2 separate regions of the Homo sapiens genome follow, and region 1 is linked to region 2. Evidence: chromatin contacts called from ENCODE Hi-C or POLR2A ChIA-PET data. All regions are on one chromosome and are shown on one strand. Each heading gives the region's core, a stretch centred on a gene start or an enhancer-like site at or near the end of the contact. The rest is flanking DNA. Distances are from core to core; before and after follow the strand shown.

Region 1 (7,497 bases), core at 1,588-4,087, 320 kb after region 2:
TTCTTTGCAACTTCAGCCTCTAACTGGAAATGCAGATTTGATAGAGGGAGAACTGGATCTGTGATTGGAATAAGAAGATGACATTTTATTTTTATTTTATTTTTTATTGTTATACTTTAAGTTCTGGGGCACATGTGCAGAATGTGCAGGTTTGTTACATAGGTATACACGTGCCATGGTGGTTTGCCGCACCCATCAACCCATCAGAAGATGACATTTTAAATTGTGCTCAAGTTCATTTCCCTGTCAGAAGGAGAGAGCTGGTATCTCATTTTCTAGAGCCCACCCGCTTTTGGAATAGAAACTTGTGGTTCACTGTTCGATTACCCTCCCAAGAGTGAAAGTGATCCACACGGGCATGATTTGCTTGGATTTTGGCGCAATGCCTGCATTTCAGAGAAGCATGAGCACAAACAAGGTCTGGAGACAATAGTTCCTGTTCTGAGTGAACCATGAACTTAAAAAAAAAAAAATACTGTCTCTCTCAGAGCCTCAGTTTCCATGTCTGTGAAATGGGAGCAGTGGTCATAATAGGTGGTGAGCATCAAAAGAAGCCATGTGGGCTGGGCACAGTGGCTCACGCATATAATCCCAGAACTTTGGGAGGCCATGGCGGCAGGGTCGCTTGAGCCCAGGAGTTCCAACATCAGCCCTGGAAACAGAGCAAGACCCCATCTCTACAAAAAACAAACAAAATTAGCCAGGCATGGTGGTGTGTGCCTGTAATCCCAGCAACTTGGAAGGCTGAGTTTGGAGGATTACTTGAACCTGAGAGTTCAAGGCTATAGTGAGACATGATCATGCCACTGCACTCCAGCCTGGGCAACAGAATGAGATCCTGTCTCAAAAAAAAAAAAAAAAAAAAAAAGCAGCAGCAGCCACCATGTGTTATACATATGCTTCAATTACTGCTACCTGTTATTAAACTTCCTCAGAGATTCTGGAAACATCCCGAAGATGTGGTAAAAGTCAAGACCTTAAATCCACCACCGTAGGGCTTCATTTATTTATTTAACAAATGTCTATTGAGTTTCTCCAAGATGCCAGGTGCTGAAAGTAAAAGGCCCTGCCCTCATGACCCTTTAGGATCACAGACAAGTCAATCCTATATGGTAGAAGGTGATGCAAGAGCTCCAAGCAGGGGCAGCTAGCTCAGATGGGGGAGTGCAGTAAGGAAAACTTCCTGGAAGAAGTGACACCAGAGCTGGGTTTTGAAGGATGAGTAGGAGTGCGCTAGACCTCCTACTCATCTTTCAAACTAAGTTAGACGTAACCTACTGTGTGTGTGAATTGCCTGAGGGTGGTATTGAAACAGATTCTGATTCCAGTAGCTCTGGGGTAGAGCCTAGGGTTCTGCATATCTTACAGAAGTCCTCATGAGAGGAGTTCACTGATGGAGGGAAGGGACATCGAGGCAGCAAGGGCAGGATGAGCAGAAGCAATGGGGCTTGAAAGAGCTCAGTGAAGTCTGGGAGTGATGGGCGGTGAGAGGAAAGGGGCGGCAGAGTTGGGTCAGGAAGACCTGGTGTGAAGTGCTGGCTGGAGCTGGAGAGACTCCAGGAAAAGACGGTCCTCCCTATAGAGTGTAATTACGTGTACCACAAGCCACAAGAAACGGACAGGCCATCACAAGTACTGCCTGTCCCCTGCCACAGCCATCAGAAAGGGTTTCTCTGCATTCAGAGAAGCAATCCTGCCTGAGCCGGTCCCTCCAGCCATGGTCCATATGGCCACCCGCCAGACAAGGGGCTTGCTGAGAGGGTGGGTCTGTTGCTGGGGTCTGAAATGCCATTTTCCTTCCAGATTAAGGAGCTCACAGGCAACCTCAGCAGAAACTCTCCATCTTCCAGCTTGTCCCCTGGCTCAGGGGGCACAGACTCAGACTCATCCTTCCCACCCACACCCACTGCAGAGAGGAGCGTGGCAATATCGGTGAAAGACCAGAGGAAGGCTATCAAGGCCCTGTTGGCGTGGGTGCAGAGGAAAACGAGAAAGTAAGCCGCAGCCCCTCTCCCCACACTACTTCATTTAACTAGCTGCTTTCAGGCAGAGGAAAGGAGAATTAGTATTTATTAAGGTGCCAGTTATGTATGTGCCCATTGCTTCATATAGAATATCAGAACAGGGGGCAGGCGCGGTGGCTCATGCCTGTAATCCCAGCACTTTGGGAGGCCGAGGCGAGTGGATCACCAGGTCAGGGATCAAGACCATCCTGGCTAACACGGTGAAACCCTGTCTCTACTAAACAATACAAACAAAATTAGCCGGGCGTGGTGGCGGGCACCTGTAGTCCCAGCTACTCGGGAGGCTGAGGCAGGAGAATGGCGTGAACCTGGGAGGCGGAGCTTGCAGTGAGCCGAGTTCACTCCACTGCATTCCAGCCTGGGCAACAGAGCGAGACAACATCTCAAAAAAAAAAAAAAAAAGAATGTCAGAACAGGAAACCCTGCATTTTTCTGGTTTTGCAGTACACACAAAATGCAGTTTGCAGAATGTTTGGTTTGCACAAAGCTGATAAGATTTGAATACAGATCAGAGGAGCCTTCATCATGTTGCCTCTCAACATGGGCATGTCTCTTGGATTCTAATGACTTGTGTGCATTTAAGCTTCAGGGTATCTTCCAGAGTCTGTACCTACTTTAAAAATAGTAATAATAAAGGCTGTAACATACTCAAAGTTAGGTCGGACCTTCCAAAATCGAGACGGGAACTGGAGCCAAGTTCCGGCCCTGTTTCACCCCACACCGGCAGCAGAGTGATTTTAGCAGTTTTGTATCAGGCCTTTTTACCAGCAGCAGGCCCACAGCCCCTGGACCATGGGCACAAATGCCAGACCAGTGTGGTGGAAACCAAACCAACTCGGGGCCGCCCCAGCTCCTCAGCGTACAGACTGGTTGAGATCCTGGTGAATCATTTACCTTTCCAAGCCCCAACTGCAAATAGTATCCTATCACACACTGCCTTCCAGGACAATTAGGTGAAATTAAATAAAATCCATGAAAGAGCACCTTGCACAGTGCCAGCCCATATTAAGCACTTCACAAATATTGATTCCTTTATCCCCTGTGTGTGGAAATAAAAGAGGGAAGAGAGGTTGGATCTTCAGAGTTTTGATTGAGAGATCAAGCGTGGTAGATTGAAATTGACAAATGTGAACCACCATTAAATGTTGTTTACATAAATATCAACCAAAAAAAAGTTCATTGTCAGGGGTTAGGGTAGAAGGGGGGTGTGATGTATGGGAGAGGAAGTGTCTTGGGGTGATAGGACAGTTCTGTTTCTCTATTGTGGTGGTTACATTAATCTGTACACCACCGCCATGAAAAGTAACACCTGTGAAAATGTGAAATTCAAATGCAGTCTATAGCTTGATTAATAATTGTCTTGGACCAGTATTGGTGTTCTGGTTTGGATAACGCACCCTGGTAGCATAAGATGCTGTCACTGGAGGAAGCTGGGGAAAGAGTAGAGACTCTCTGTACTGTGTTTCAACTTCTTTTGGGTCTTAAATGATTTCCAAATAAAAAGGTACTTGGTTGTTTTTGGTTTTTTTTTTTTTTTTTAAGAGCGTTTATTGACCACGGTTGAGAGATTGGTGGAGTCTCAGGATAGATTCTACAGGAAATTAGTGCCTGGCAAGATTCTCTCCTCTTTTGTCCTTCACTTTTACTTTTAAAAAGTTGAGGTAGCCTCCATTCTACAAAATAGAGTGAAAGCTCTCTGCCCCTCACTTTTACAATGGTGCTTTTATTTCTATTACTGATAATAGTAGCTGTCATTAGTGAGTGGCTTTCTTGGGCTCCCAACGTTGTATATTAGGTTGACCCTATGACTTGGCCGTTCTTCTGGGGCCAGGCTCGACTTTCCCCACAAAAGCCCCAGCAAGTTCACTGTGTGGAGTTTGAGGCTCAGAGAGGTAGGTGACTTGCCCAAGGCCATGGCACTAGAAGCATAGAGGGGACAGCTGAGGTACAAACTTGTGTCTTTCTGGTTCCATTTTTATGGCACAGCACATTCCATGTTATGTTTTCAATGTCACTGATACAAGGAATGGTCTATACAGTTGGTCCTTTATGTGTCTGGGAATTGGGGAACCCAGGGTCCTATTTTGCCTCTTTGTTCAGTGTATACCCTCCTATTCCATTTGGCTGGAAATGGAAATGTGAGTGGTTCAGGGCAGCTCTCCCATGCTCAGGGATGAAGGCGTCTTCACCTGGCGAGGTCGGCAGCTCTGCCCCACTCAAAAACTCACGCGGCTGCTGCATGCTGACCTTGCACCTTTGAGTCTGTTTACTAACCAGCATCCTGGCCGCCGCTGCTGTTTTTCCTTCAGGTATGGCGTGGCGGTGCAGGACTTTGCGGGCAGTTGGAGGAGTGGGCTGGCTTTCCTGGCGGTGATCAAGGCCATTGACCCCAGCCTGGTGGACATGAAACAGGCCCTGGAAAATTCCACACGAGAAAATCTAGAGAAGGCTTTCAGCATCGCACAGGATGCCCTGCACATCCCCAGGCTCCTGGAGCCAGAAGGTAGCAGTGGTTCTCTCTTTCTTTCTAATAATTTTTTTTTACAAATGTACCACTTGCTGTCCCATGTGGAAAATCTGGAAAATACAGAAAAATCTAATGAAGAAGATTTTTTCTCCTATATTTCTACCACTCAGATCATATGGATATTTTTCCGATATTTTATATGCCTCTAATTATATTTTTACATAATTGTTATCATTTACTGTATATATATAATTTTGTACTTTTTATTTAACATTATATCATAAGTATTTTACATACTTCTATAATGTATTATATATTTTTATTGGCTGCATAATAATTCATCTAGTGGGCATACTAAAATGTACTTAGTGGCTGGGCGTGGTGGCTCACGCCTATAATCCCAGCACTTTGGGAGGCCGAGGCAGGTGGATCACCTGAGGTCAGGAGTTCGAGACCAGCCTGGCCAACATGGTGAAACCCCATCTCCACTAATAATACAAAAATTAGCTGGGCGTGGTGGCGCAGTCTGTAATCCCAGCTACTCGGGAGACTGAGGCAGGAGAATCACTTGAGTCCGGGAGGTGGAAGTTGCAGTGAGCTGAGATCGTGCCACTGCACTCCAGCCTGGGCGACAGAGCCAGACTCTGTCTCCAAAAAAAAAAAATGTACTTAGCTCTTCCACTACTGGTAGACATTGAGGTTGTTTCTGAAATATTTCCTTTTAGATATAACAACACCGCAGTGAACATCTTAGTAAATAAAGCTCAACGTGCATCCCAGATTATTTCCTTAAGGACCAGGTTTCATTAGCAGAATGACAGAGGGGGAGAGCCCATACCTGTTTAAAGGGTTTGGCTATCTCTGTGAAGTTGCCTTCCACGTGGGTTAGGCTAACGTAGGACTCCGTATACCATATGTAGGCTGCCTGGTTCACCGTCCTTGCCCATGGAGCCAGCAGCGAGCTGGCTGCTTACTGTGGAAGGGACTAAAACAGCAAGGAAGAAGGGACAGAATTTTGGGAATAAGAAGCCCTAAATTCTATATCCTTGCTTCTCTGTTCATCAGCCAGCTGTGAGATTTCAGTTAAATGATTCACCACCTTTGAGCCTAAAGTTCCTCAAGTGGAAAATAAAGAGAAAAAACCTTCAATAATCTGTGGGATTCTTCACCATCAGGCATCCGGGAATACTATTGAAAGCGTGTGTGTTTGTATCTCCTGCTAATTCCTGTGTCTCTCTCGACAGACATCATGGTTGACACACCAGACGAGCAGTCTATCATGACTTACGTGGCACAGTTTCTAGAACGTTTTCCGGAGTTGGAAGCCGTATGTTTGCTTTTCTTACCTTTAATTCCGACACCATACATTTCCATCCGCTGGCCATCAGACGAAGCAGGGACGTGGGCAGCGTTGCTCTGTGTAACTAGCAGTCAAAATCGCCAGTTGCTCCCAAGTCCCTTGAGCACGGCCTTACCATGTTTTAATTTCAGAATGATAGTTGTCCCCCTCATATGCGGGGGATACAGTTCAAGACCCCCAGTCGATGCTTGAAACTTCGGATAGTACCGAACCCTATATATACCACTTTTTTCCTATACATATGTATCTATGATAAAGTTTAATTAATAAATTAGGCACAGAAAGAGATTAACAACAACTAATAGTTACATAGAACAATTATAACCATGGGCCGACATCATTACTTTTGCAGTTTGGGGCCATTCTTAAGTAAAATAAGGGCTATGTGAACACAAGCACTTTGATATCGTGGTGGCTGATCTCTGATCATCCAGACAGCTACTGAGTGAGTGACAGATGGGTGGCAGAGATGGCATGGATGTGCTAGACAAAGGAACGAGTCACGTCCCAGGCAGGACAGAGCAGGATGGTGAGAGATTTCATCCCACTACTCAGAACAGCACTCCATTTGAAACTTAGGAATTGTTTATTTCTGGAATTTTCCATTTAATCTTTTCAGACCACAGTTGACCATGGGTGACTGAAACCTCAGAAAGAAAAACCGCAAATAAGGGGGGAACTATTTACATGTAACGTGCATTAAGTTTCAAAGCAGGATGGAAACTGACGCCTGTCACAGACCTCTTCCCATGACAAACTTTATTAAGATTATGAAAGACGCTTTCTTATAAAACGGATCTGCTTCTTGATTTTTTACATGTCAGATGGAATATGTTAGCATCTACCAGATTTTTATCAATGTTACAAATCATAAAAGACAATGATCATTGAAAAGTTTGCCTTTTTATTTTCAGAATTCCAGATTATACTTGGTGAGAGTTTTTTTGGGCACAGAATCAGACCTTTTAGAAGTTGTCCTGGCCCCGTTGAACTCCCACCCAACCCATGCACAACCCCGAGCTGATAATAATGACAGCAATGACAGCCTTTTCTTGAATCCGTTAGTAATTGACTGAACCCTTGCCCCTGGCTTAGGGGACTCAGAAATAAACTAGATGGCTGAGGTCCCTGGCCTTGTGGAGCGTTGTTCTAGTAACGGAAACAGTTATAAGTGAGCAAAAACGTAACTTGGGGTAGTTATAAGTACCAGACAGAAAAAAAGGAAAGCATAAAGAGTTAAAGGATGCTTGCAGGAGAGGGGAGCTGCTTTTCTAGCTGGCTGCCTTGCCCCTGTGTCTCTGGGCTGCCTGCCATTCCTGCAATCCAGCATGGCTCAGTATCATAATCCTCTTTTATAAACGAAAATAAGGATCTCAAAGAGGCTTAAAGACCTCTCCATAGTCACTCAGCTATGAAGCACAGAGCTGGGGTTTGGACCCTCTGTGTTTCCAAAGTTCAGGCTCTTGTTTCCCTTACAACATGCAGCTGAAACTGGGGCTCTGTTTTGTACAGAAGAACTTCCCAGGATCCTCCATGCCGTGACTTTCATCCTGGCCCCCACCTGTGTGTGTGTTTCCTGCCTGTCCCTGCACCACATACGGACCCCTTACAGGGCGCTGTGGAAGCAGGAATTCCTGGGCTGGAAT
Region 2 (6,632 bases), core at 1-2,500:
CAGGGCCCAGGAGCCAGGGCTGCTTCTTTTCCCCACAAACCTCTCCAAGCCCTGGCCCACATAAATTCAGCCCTGTGCTTGAGTATCTAAAGCCAAATGTCATGACTCTTCCCCGACAACATAGATCCCGACTAAGGTCAGCCGACAGCTGTCCCAACCCTTTGCTTGTAGCAACCACAGAGGATGATGCTTGACACCCTGAGCCGTGAGCCAAGCGAGATCAGCCTCCGACCTCACTAGCCTCAAGGGCAACCTCAGCCCTCTCCCCACCATCGACAGCCCTAGACCTTACCCACGAGTAGGCCAATGGCTTCCAACCTCCCCAAAGTGTCCGCGAAAGTACCTATCTCACAGTGGGTCCTTACTATGAGTTTCCTAACCGTGCAGAGCAGTCAGGCAGCGGGCCACCCTCCTCCGAGTCAGTCATTGACAAATCGCCCCGAAACGCCTATATTAGCTCGAAGTGAGGATAAGTGAACCTTTAGGACTTTACCTACTGCTCAAGTTGGCAACAGTACAGAGCCCCAGATCCTCAAGACCCAGTGAAATCAACTACACCCTCAGCCCAGACTCTACTCCAGGGCAGTACTCCTCGCCCTAACCCGGCTCGAACCTTCAGACAGACCCCGGCGGATGGAGCCCCGCTCCCCAGCCCGGCGCGGCGGAACCCCTCGGCCTCGTGCAGCGATGCTCCTGGGCCCGGGGCGGAGGGCGCCTGCCCGGCACACTGGCCTGACCTTGTCGGAGCTCCGGGTCGTCCAGCACGTTGTAGGCCGCGTAATCGCGGACGCCGTGCAGCCGCAGGATCTGCACCACGGCGTTGCTGAAGCCGCACTGGGGCTGCTCCGGCGTCCCCTTGAGGAAGACCACCACCTTGTCCTTCTTCACCAGCGCGTCCAACTGCTCCGCCGAGCCGCCGCCGCCCGCGCCCGAGCCCGCCGCCCGCACGCCCGGACCCCAAAGGCCACCGCCGCCCGCGCCGCGCCCCCAGCGGAGCAGAGCCGCCGCAGCTCGGCCGAGGGACCCGCTCATCTCCGCACGCAAGCCGGAGCCCACGACGGCCCGGGCCCACAGCTGGCCACCCAGAGCGCTCCCCGGCCCGCGGCAGTCCGACCCGCCCCCTGGAGGCCCTCATTGGGCCGGCTCTAAACTGCCCTCCGTGATTGGACAATACTGATCAGTAATTACTCGATTCCACCAATCATGTTGCTCGTCCCGCCCGGCAGGTAGGAGGTGGGCCTTATGCCGGAGCCTCATCCTACTGCCTTACTATTGGTCGTCGGCAACCGCTTTGTTAGTTAATTGGAGAGACTGGATGTCCATCAGGGTCACGCTTGCAGGGCAACGAGAGGCAAAACAAGAGGGAAGACGACTTTCCTCCTGTGAGCCAATGAGGCCAGCTGGACTACGCCGAGACAACTGGGAGAGGCGCGGGACTCGCCCGTTCCGCGGAACGCCGGGAAGGGGTCACCTCCTGATGAAGTTTCCGGTTCCGGTGTCAGCGGCGGTTGAATTGCCATGGCAATGCGGTGGGCGCGCGCTTGTCGTGTTGGTCTCTTGGGAGGTAGCGGGGCTAGGCCGGGCGGGTATCCGCCTCTCCCAGCTTAGGTGAGCGTCCCCGGGCGCCTCCGGAGCGCCGCGGCCGCATGCAGTTCGTCGTGGCGGGGAGCCGGAGCCTGACCGGGGTTCCAGCGCTCGGGCCGTAGCCTTGGCTCCTGGACTTTCCCTGGCTCCGCCGCCACGTGGGAGCTGAGGCTCTGGGGCTTCCGCCTCCGGCGCGCGATTATTTCTCTAGAACAGTTTTCATTTTTAAAATTTGTAAAGCGCTTTTGCCTGTGTGATTTCCTCTGGGTTTTTTTTTTTTTTCTTCCTTTTTGTAGAGACGGAATTGGCGGCGGGGGCGGGGGGTCGATGTCTCACTTTTTTGCCCAGGCTGGTCTCGAACTCCTGGCTTCAAGGGATCCTCCTGCCTCGGCCTCTTAAAGTGCTGGGATTACAGGCGTGAGCCACCGCCCCCGGCCGCCTCTGAGTTTCCAGCCTCGTTGGCCCTCCAGCCTTTTAACCTGTTGGGCCTAGGATCAGGAAAGGTTTGTTGAATGGGGAACTAAGAAGTGAATTCGTTCGTTCGACAAACGTTTCCTGAGCAGCCGCTGGGTGCTAGGCGCAGTGCCAGCGCGGAATGTCCAGGGAGACCTGGTGCCCAAAGCTTGGACCCATCGTGAGAAATGAGAAGCAGATACAAAGCAGTGTGGGAGTGCAGAGGAGACAAAGCAAGCCTCATCAGGCCCATTGCTTGCTCTGCTCTCCCTTGTACTTACCAGTGCTTGACAATATACAGTTATTTACTAGCTTGGTTATTGACTTCCTACCCAGCACTCAGTTTTATTCACTGCTGTATCCTCAGTGCCTAGGACGATGCTTGGAACGTGGTAAGTGCTCCTATTGGCGGGAAGAATAAATCCGGAAGAGCAGGACCAGTGGACTTGCTACATAATCTGTAGTCTTGGAGCCGCACAGGGTTGGTGGTACCCTCGAGCACACCAGACTTGCAGAAAAAGCATACTCCAGAGGAAGCTGAGGCATGCCTGCTCGAGAGCCAGCTGTTCCATGTGCAATTTTCCTCTGATAGTTTCTGGTCACTGTTGCCACGGTGATAATGACTGGGCTATGTCATTATCTATCCGCCAACAGTAAGAGAAGCTTTGCAGTCGAGATATTGTTTAGCAGATGGAGTGTTTTCTGTTGAACACTAAGTACTGCCACAAGTTACTTTTTTTTTTTTAAACTTTGAGTATTTTTTTACAATGTTGCTGGAGGTGATCTGTTTATGCTTTGAGAGTGTTCGAATTTAAAATCAGAAAATCATGTCAGTGAGTGAGTCTTTCAAATAATCCTTCGGCATGAAACCTGAGCCTAGTAAACTATGAAAGTAAACTCGGCACATTACCCGAAAGTCTCAATGTCATATTTTCACCCCCATCAATATTATTGATGATTGCTCATTTTCTAATGTGGGACCTGAAATTTACCAGGTGCTTAAAGAATCTTTTTGTTTTTCAGATTCATTGATTCCAGGTAAATCAGAGGAACAAGCAACATGAACAGAAATATGTAGAAAAAGCTATTATGCAGAAGCATAATTGTTGTTTCAGAAGTCCAGCATCTGGTGCACTTAACAATAGAGAATATATTAAACTCTTTCCAAAATAACCTGTTGTTCCTACCTGTGTTGTAAGTGTTTTGTTTGTTTTTAAGTAAATATTGGTGATTTGTTGCCAAAAACCTAAACTGTTTGTTGCTGTCAACTTAAATAACGAACAGAGAGAGGCTCTCTAAAAGAAAATGGCATTTATTCAGGAATAGAGCACTGCAATGAGAAAATGCATGCGATAGTTAACTGTGTGTATCCTGGGAGATAGAGGAAGACAAAGGTCTTTAAAGGAAAAATGAGGAGGGTTACATAATTGTTTTGAGATAATTATTTTTGACTACAAGGATCAGTAACAAAGGTGACACCAGTCCCAGGTTGGACAGGCAGGTGCTCGGCAGGCATTGCAGAAGTATTTTTTGTGTAAGATTGAGATGGCCTTTGTGCAGGATTGTGGTTTTGGAATCTTCTGTGATCGTTTTTGCTATCAGGCATTTATGCTTGCGAACTCTTTATGGCCTTCCCTGTGTCTATTTTGATTCCACCTTTCTCATTGCCCACTCTAAACTGTAATTCTGCTTTTATGTTGACTGAGATCAGGAGAAGAATTTGCAAACTTATATCCTGAGACAGAACAGTAATGAGGAGTATCGTGTTCCTTACCTAATGTATAATATTGGGCTCAGAAGCAGTTGTCTTTTTTATTTGTTGAACGTTGTATTAAGTTGAGAATGCAGCTGCCATTAAAGATTAAGAGTAATCCTTGAGAAGGAAGAGTACAAAGCCTGTGTTTTGCTAAATCATAGTGAAGTTGCCGTGTTTTTGTAGAATATGATAAGAACATACAGTGTGTGAAATGCTAAGGATATGGAAAAGCATGTTGGTGCTCTTTCAAGGAGCTATTTTGATAGCATGAGCAAGGGCAGGAAACAGATCATGTATCTGAACCAAAGAAATTGAAACAATACATCTAAATTTAAATTTTTAATAAAACAACCCAAAATATAGTGAAATACTTAGCACCAAACATCAGTGATCTTAAGAAGCAAAGAAAACAGTATTCAAAATACTTCGTCCAAAGTATCAGACTTTTGCATAAAGTTTGGCATTTTGGTTTTGAGATTCCTCTTTAGTCCTATGATGAAAACATGACAAAATATACATCTTAAATAAACAGTTGTCATCAGTCTGCATCTATGACCAGATGTTTTGGGTGTTTTGAGTAAATGGCCTGTCTTAGCATGTGATGGCTTCCTGCCTCGTGAACATTAGTGAAGAGGTGAGGGTGGGAAGTACTCAGGAACTTCTGAGAATCCTGGGATTTGAGTCACAGGATTGGTTAAACCCCAAACTAAATAATCATGCCGTGTAAACATGCTGACTCAGGCATCCTAAAAATGTTTTTCTTCCTTGTGTTTATTTATAGATAAGGCTTTACTATATTTGGTAGAACTCCTGTTTTCTATCCACTTCTCCAAAAACAAATTCGCCATTGAATTCATCGTGTAAACCTCCACATATCTGAGATAGCTTCTTCCGTTTATCAGCCCCAAATGAAGAACTAGAGTTCAGATTATTGAACTGAAGGTGATGCTTTATCTGAGCACTCCACATGTCAGTGTTTCTGTACCTTTACTTTTTTAAAAAATTATTTTTTAAAAAGATGAGGTCTCAGTAGGTTGCCCAGACTGGTCTCCAACACCTGGTCTCGAATACTCCTCCCGCCTTGCCCTCCCAAAGTGCTAGGGTTACAGGTGTGAGCCGCCGCACTGGCCCTGTTCATTTTATGCTCAGTGCTGCATTCTTGTTTGTTCTTAGAAAATGAGAGGGTGTGTTTGCATGAGAACGTGTGGTACAGAAGTGTCTATCTGAGCTGGCCAGAACATTCTGCAAATGTCATATTAAGGGCAAAATGGCTGCTTGGATTGTACAAGGGGCCGAACCACCACGCATTCCTAAGCTAAAATAGCAGATTCTATTGACCTGAGCTGGAACCTGAAAGCTTCCTCTGTGATGCACTGAGCTATCATCTAGTAGTTTTAGAGCATCACTGCAACCCTGGAACTACCTGGATTCCCTGATAACACCAAAAATAATGTAATGTATAAGAAACTGAAGCAAAATGCAGCCCTCAGAATTTTTCTAGTCCCTATTGTGGAGATAGAAATGCTTGTTGGATTTCGACTACCTCTATCTGACAAGGCAGCTGGTTTATTAATACTTCTTTGGCCGAGGCTTTGCTCATCCCTGCCGCCCACATCTTGGAGACAGGAAGGCAGGCCAGCCTCCACTGTGTCACACAAGTCCTGCTCCCTTCACCTGCCCTGAGTCACTGGGTCACTGAAGAGAAAGGGCATGCTGTAGATCTGGTTAGTTCAGTCTAGAATAGACCGTGGGAGATAGGTGAGCATTTATGAAAAGCCCAGATGCCATGACAACCCAGTTTTGTCCTGGAATTTGGGTGGAGGTGTAGTCCTGGGTTCTGGTCTTAAACGTCGCTGAGTACTTGAGTTCTTTTTGATTTTCCTCAGATTTTTCCACATCTATTTTCCCCTTTCTGGATTTTGGAAAAATCCAAATTGATGTCTGCCGAAGTTTGTATATAATTGAAGAATTTCTTCATATAAAGGCTGCAGCGTTGTAAGAAATCTGTGTGTACTTTCTCTGCTCATAAATATTTACCCCCAAATGTTATCATCTTGCATAGATTGTACTTTTTTGTTAAATTTTTGTGTGTATACATGAATTCATTCGAAGCATACATTAACCCTAGGATAACAGTTCTCAGACATTTTGGTCTCCAAATTATGTTTTTTTCTAATATAATATGTTGATAGACATTAGCACTTGTGTCTCTAAGTTTTGTTGCCTTCACATGCAATTTCTGTTTTCCTGCTGATTCATAGCATCACCAACAAGTCCTGTAGAAAATCAACTATCCCAGTTATCTTTGCTGGCTCTGCATATATACTAGATACACAGATGATTTTTGGGCTTTGTAAATTAAAATGACAAAAGTTCAATCCAGAGATCTAATAGCTGGACGTGGTGGCTCACATCTGTAATCCCAGCACTTTGGAAGGCCAAGGCGGGCAGATCACCTAAGGTCAGGAGTTCAAGACCAGCCTGGCCAACATGGCGAAACCCCATCTCTACTAAAAATACAAAAAATTAGCCGGACGTGGTAGCGGGCACCTGTAATCCCAGCTGCTTGGAGACTGAGGCAGGAGAATTGCTGTAACCCAGGAGGCGGAGGTTGCAGTGAGCTGAGATCTCGCCACTTCACTGCATACTCCAGCCTGGGCAACAGAGCGAGACTCCAACTCAAAAAAACAGACAAACACACAGAAAACCAAAAATCTAATAAAAAAAAATCTAAGCCTATAGCCTGCTGTTTCTGAAAGCTATGTTCCTCTTGTCCCCACGCTGCTTTCTCGCATTGAGGGCCAAGCTCCTCGGCTGCGTGCCTTGAAAGTCATACACC

Evidence for each region. A loop is a pair of places that touch in the nucleus more often than their neighbours do. ChIA-PET counts read pairs that join two places held with the same protein, here RNA polymerase II (POLR2A). Pooled maps may share reads with other maps.
Region 1: a pooled map shows a loop between it and region 2 (2.5-fold over the local background). The contact joins the enhancer-like site here to the promoter of SNHG10 in region 2. A Hi-C loop is called at or near these places in 2 of 168 maps with a recorded cell type or tissue (IMR-90 and chondrocyte) and 1 of 50 pooled maps. POLR2A ChIA-PET finds 5 or more read pairs at or near these places in 1 of 52 experiments (activated CD8-positive, alpha-beta memory T cell).

The regions. Positions count from the first base shown.
Region 1 is chr14:95,207,716-95,215,212 of GRCh38, reverse strand. It overlaps CLMN (calmin), which reads left to right. Exons shown (of 13, transcript NM_024734.4): 6 at 1,804-1,994; 7 at 4,334-4,527; 8 at 5,736-5,818. Among named protein-coding and RNA genes, the nearest start is that of DICER1-AS1, 54 kb to the right of the region's middle. RefSeq lists an enhancer at 3,178-3,227. Within about 2 kb of position 2,837, at least 4 of the 41 ENCODE cell types and tissues checked have a DNase peak (open chromatin) inside an H3K27ac peak, as active enhancers do.
Region 2 is chr14:95,529,490-95,536,121 of GRCh38, reverse strand. SNHG10 (small nucleolar RNA host gene 10) reads left to right here and starts at 1,250. Exons shown (of 1, transcript NR_003138.3): 1 at 1,250-3,210. It overlaps GLRX5 (glutaredoxin 5), which reads right to left and starts at 1,072. Exons shown (of 2, transcript NM_016417.3): 1 at 738-1,072. The coding sequence starts at 1,032. It also overlaps SCARNA13. RefSeq lists silencers at 640-699, 910-1,199 and enhancers at 1,340-1,799, 1,063-1,852, 1,853-2,642.